Linked DNA regions of Homo sapiens: region 2 is linked to region 1. Evidence: chromatin loops called from intact Hi-C (ENCODE). Cell type or tissue: OCI-LY7. All regions are shown on one strand. Region 1 has its middle 46 kb from the start of AKAP1. Region 2 overlaps MSI2 (musashi RNA binding protein 2).

What was found. Peaks named below come from ENCODE experiments on the same cell type or tissue, not always from the same donor. Only the 100,000 strongest peaks of a DNase experiment are listed, where the experiment ranks them.
Region 2: a loop joins it to region 1, with 5 times the contacts of the local background. A loop is called at or near these places in 3 of 110 quality-filtered maps.

What each region holds. Positions count from the first base shown.
Region 1 is chr17:57,130,083-57,132,582 of GRCh38, reverse strand. No RefSeq gene overlaps it. Among named protein-coding and RNA genes, the nearest start is that of AKAP1, 46 kb to the right of the region's middle. In OCI-LY7, CTCF peaks have their summits at 1,235 and 1,441 (motif pointing left); a DNase peak (open chromatin) is centred at 1,402; H3K4me3 peaks cover 287 bases.
Region 2 is chr17:57,402,803-57,405,302 of GRCh38, reverse strand. The region is part of intron 6 of MSI2 (musashi RNA binding protein 2); the gene reads right to left. Among named protein-coding and RNA genes, the nearest start is that of MSI2, 150 kb to the right of the region's middle. In OCI-LY7, CTCF peaks have their summits at 859 and 1,058; a DNase peak (open chromatin) is centred at 1,042; H3K27ac peaks cover 509 bases.

The DNA of each region.
Region 1 (2,500 bases):
CACCCTCACCCCCTGCAGCACACCCACCCTCACCCCCTCCAGCACACCCACCCTCACCCCCTCCAACACACCCACCCTCACCCCCTCCAACACACCCACCCTCACCCCCTCCAGCCCGCCCACCCTCACCCCCTCCAGCACGCCCACCCTCACCCCCTCCAGCCAGCCCATCCTCACCCGCTCCAGCACACCCACCCTCACCCCCTCCAGCCCGCCCACCCTCACCCCCTCCAACACACCCACCCTCACCCCCTCCAACACACCCACCCTCACCCCCTCCAGCACACCCACCCTCACCCCCTCCAGCACACCCACCCTCACCCCCTCCAACACACCCACCCTCACCCCCTCCAGCACGCCCACCCTCACCCCCTCCAGCACGCCCACCCTCACCCCCTCCAGCCAGCCCATCCTCACCCGCTCCAGCACACCCACCCTCACCCCCTCCAGCCCACCCACCCTCACCCCCTCCAACACACCCACCCTCACCCCCTCCAACACACCCACCCTCACCCCCTCCAACACACCCACCCTCACCCCCTCCAGCACACCCACCCTCACCCCCTCCAGCACGCCCACCCTCACCCCCTCCAGCCGGCCCATCCTCACCCGCTCCAGCACACCCACCCTCACCCCCTCCAGCCGGCCCATCCTCACCCGCTCCAGCACGCCCACCCTCACCCCCTCCAGCACGCCCACCCTCACCCCCTCCAGCACACCCACCCTCACCCCCTCCAGCACGCCCACCCTCACCCCCTCCAGCCGGCCCATCCTCACCCGCTCCAGCACGCCCACCCTCACCCCCTCCAGCCGGCCCATCCTCACCCCCTCCAGCACACCCACCCTCACCCCCTCCAGCCGGCCCATCCTCACCCGCTCCAGCACACCCACCCTCACCCCCTCCAGCACGCCCACCCTCACCCCCTCCAACACACCCACCCTCACCCCCTCCAACACACCCACCCTCACCCCCTCCAACACACCCACCCTCACCCCCTCCAGCACACCCACCCTCACCCCCTCCAGCACACCCACCCTCACCCCCTCCAGCCGGCCCATCCTCACCCCCTCCAGCACACCCACCCTCACCCCCTCCAGCCGGCCCATCCTCACCCGCTCCAGCACACCCACCCTCACCCCCTGCAGCCGGCCCACCCTCTATTTCACCGCTTCCTGCTCACTTCTTCCCAAGTTACCCAGAGGCTGATTCTAGGACCGTGATTTTCAAACTTAAGTGTGCATCAGGACAGTGTGTTAAAAGAGTTTGGATTCAGGAGGTCTGGGGGAGGACCTGAGAATGTGCGTTTCTATTAAGTTCTAATAATAAGATCGCTTGGAGGACGGCTGTTCTAACTACTGGGTGCGGGGTGGGGGTGGGGGGAGGTGGAAGGCGGGGAGGACACTTCCAGTAGCTTGTGCTGTGGCGCCATCTAGTGGTCTAAGACACAGTGGCAGCAATCTGTGCTGTGTGCATTGAGTAACCCTGAAATCTAGCCCTCTCCAAGCGCCTTCACCTTTATCATCTCTATTTTTTTAAGTAAGTGTTTTATTGAAGATAAATGATCACTTTTCATACTCTGAACAACCACAAGAGAATGGGATCTTTACAGACTGTGTCCTGCCCAAAGTCCCACAGCGACAGAACTGAGACTGGAAGACGGCTGTTTTAAGGCGAGAAACTTTCAACTGTGCAAATAGACTTTGGTATTTGTCCTCGGGATACTTCCAGCCTAAGGCAAGACATTGGAAGACAGCAACACAGCCACCCAGATTACACAATAATTAAACCCTAACTTAACCAAAAACTTAGTCCCGAACACTTCCTAGCAGCCAAGTCAACGTAGGAAACAAGGATTCCATCAATTCACAACCTAAAGCAAGGGAGCATGCCTGTTTATGAGTAAAATCAAATGGTCCCTAGTTATAGGAGCAGTGGGCATGAGTTTAGCCTGGGAGGCTTATTGAAAATGTAGAGTCCAGGTCCCAGCACTTTGCTTTTTTTAACAAGCACTCCAGGTAAACTGAGGCTAATGGCCTGAGCTCCCTCATTTGAGAAACACTGTCTGAAAGGGTATGACCTCCTATAATGATGTTCCTCCACCCCATGCTGTCCAACAGGACTAAGAGGCACACATGTGATCTTAGCATGTCCACTAGCCACCCTTTAAAAAAACAAGTGTAACCGGTGAAACTCCGTCTCTACTAAAAATACAAAAAAAAAAAAAATTAGCCGGGTGTGGTGGCGGGCACTTGTAGTCCCAGCTACTCAGGATGCTGAGGCAGGAGAATGGCGTGAACCCGGGAGGTAGAGCTTGCAGTGAGCTGAGATCGCGCCACTGCACTCCAGCCTGGGTGACAGAGTGAGACTCTGTCTCAAAAAAAGAAAAAAAAAGTGTAACTATGTTTTATTTAACCCGCAATGTCCAAAATAATATTTCAATGTGTAATTATTATTTTTCTTATAAGGTGTATATTTTATATTTATAACACTTCTCAATTC
Region 2 (2,500 bases), 270 kb before region 1:
GGCTGCTTTCATCCTACAAGAGCAGAAGTGAGTAGCTGCAACAAGGACTACATGGATTGCAAAGCTGCAAATATTTAATATCTGGCCCTTTTTAAGTTTTCCAACCCCTTCCCTGAGAAGAGAAGCCGAGGCCAGCAAAGGAACAACCCATCAGGCTGTCCCAGGGAGGTCAGTCCACTGTTAGGCCCAGCATGAAGCCCTGGAGTATCTGCTGCCTTACCCTTCTCCAAGGACAGACAACCCCGGAACAGCTACCCAGGGGTGGGAATGCCATCTTCACCCCTGGGTAGCTCATGGTGACGTGTGGATTCTGCCAACCTGTTAGCTGTTAACCTCAGTTGGCAGAGTCCTTATGCCAGTGGCCACGCTTCGTGACCTGATCTTAAATATAAACAAGTAACAACATCTCTAACCTTGGGGAGAGGGGGTGTGTTTTCTGGGAGGAAGGTGGAAGAAAAACACAAAAGGGTTTACAAGCCTCCAATTTAAGTTATTTAAAGCTCCCGGTGTGTCACTCTGTACCCACTCCACTTACAGTAATGACATATTTAAACTCCCTTAGCTCAGCCCCTTGATAGCAGTCTTACCCATCTTGATTGCCACCTGAAATAAACAGTTGGAGAAGCTGCCACCTCGGGCAGGATGGGATGAGGGAGAGGAGAGAGGAATGACGGCAAGGAGACCTAAAAAGAGAGTGGTACACCTTGCATGGAAGCTGTGAAAGGAAAGTTCTAGACTTGGAGGAAAAGGAAGTAGGGTATGAATTCTGGCTCTTACACTGTCTTACCTGGGTGACCTCTGCTGACACTCAGCCTCCCTGGCCCTGACTGTCTACCTTCGCCAAATAGACTGGAGGATACCAATATCTGCTGCACAGGTAAAATGAGGTGATGAATGTCCAGGTCCCCAGCACTCCGGGGCACACTGAAGGGCACAATATCTTCCTGTCCTTTGCATCTTGCCCATCGTCAGTCCATCTTGGGGACTGATCAGCAGTTGGCACAGGGTGCAGAGTTCAGATGCTGTTATCAGACAAGCCTGGAGGGGGAGTCCACACCCAGCTCTACCTCCTGGAGAGCTGTGACCTTGAGTCCAAGAGACAATCCCATCAAGACCCCACTTAACAGTCTACAACATGGAGAATACCACTACCAGCCCCCCAGAGAAAAATTAAATGAGATAATGTGAGTAAATGGCCTGGCCTAGTATCCCACACTTTGCACTCGCATACACCTCATTAAATTGCAGTTGGTTAAAGAGAGTCAAAAACAATTTCATACAGTTAGAAATGTGTGTGCACAGGGGGTGTACACATGTGTGTGAATATACTTCATGCAAGTGTGTGTGTGTGTGTGTGTGTGTGTGTGTGCACATTCATTCTGTTTCCTTCAACCAGAGTATAAAGTACCGAAGGGGAGAGGCAGTCTGTCAATTTACCTGTTACCTCCTTTCACAACCACTGGATTTAATCATTGTAGTGCTCCCAAGGCCCAGCAGCAGAGTCTCCCTGACTTTGATCATTCTGGATTCAAATAAGTTATGCCAGAATCCTGAGAGGTGGTGAGTCCTGCCCAAGGGGACACACACAGTAACACAAGCCACCAGCCAAATGAGAAATAAGCCATTCTGCAGACAGACACAAATAATGCACAGAACCTATGTATGAAAAAAAAGCTACTAAAATATGAGCATTGAAGAGCATTATGGCTTTGATACATTCAAAAGCCTCTTTGGTCTTTTAATAAAACACTTGATAAGTCTGCACATCCTGCCAGAGTCCACAAACATTACTGCAAAATTAACTGGGCAGCTTCAGACCCAGCGAGTGCCATGCCAGGGAAGATGGTTTGTGACTGCTTCTCAGACAAAAGGACAACTGTTCTAAGGGCAGCAATGGTGGCCACTGTGGGCATGGCCAAAGCTTGCAGTGTGTCTTACTGGAGGCATACTGGGTCACAATGATAAGTGTTAATGAAAAACAACAGAGAGAGAAACAGAAATACAGAAAGGAAGAAAGAGAGAGAGAGAGACAGAAAGAAACCAAGGGTTGGGGACGTGCAGAGATGTGCTATGTGTTGGCAAGTAGAAGCCTGTCTGGAATACTCTAAAAGCCCATCTGGGCAGCACCGACTTTTCTGACACAAATAGGCCCATGAGATTCCAAGGCAGGTTATGGCTCGAAAAAGAAATCCCACTTCATGTTTGCAAACACTACCCCTGGACTTGTTTTAAAAGCAGAAAGATAGCAAAGAGGGCTCACCCTCCAGAGCTTTCCATTATGCAAGCCGGACCTGTCTCATTTAATTATTTCCAATCCCTCTCCCTAGGCAGGGTGGGGCTGGGTGATGGACAAATCCCCCTTACTGCTTTACATCAGTCTGGAAGAGAGAAGTGCTATAACGTACACAGTCATCAACACACTTGGCTATTCTTTAGACCCAGCCAGAATGAATCCATCCCCAGCTGACAATACCAGAAAGGGCCATGGGGGAGGCCTTTT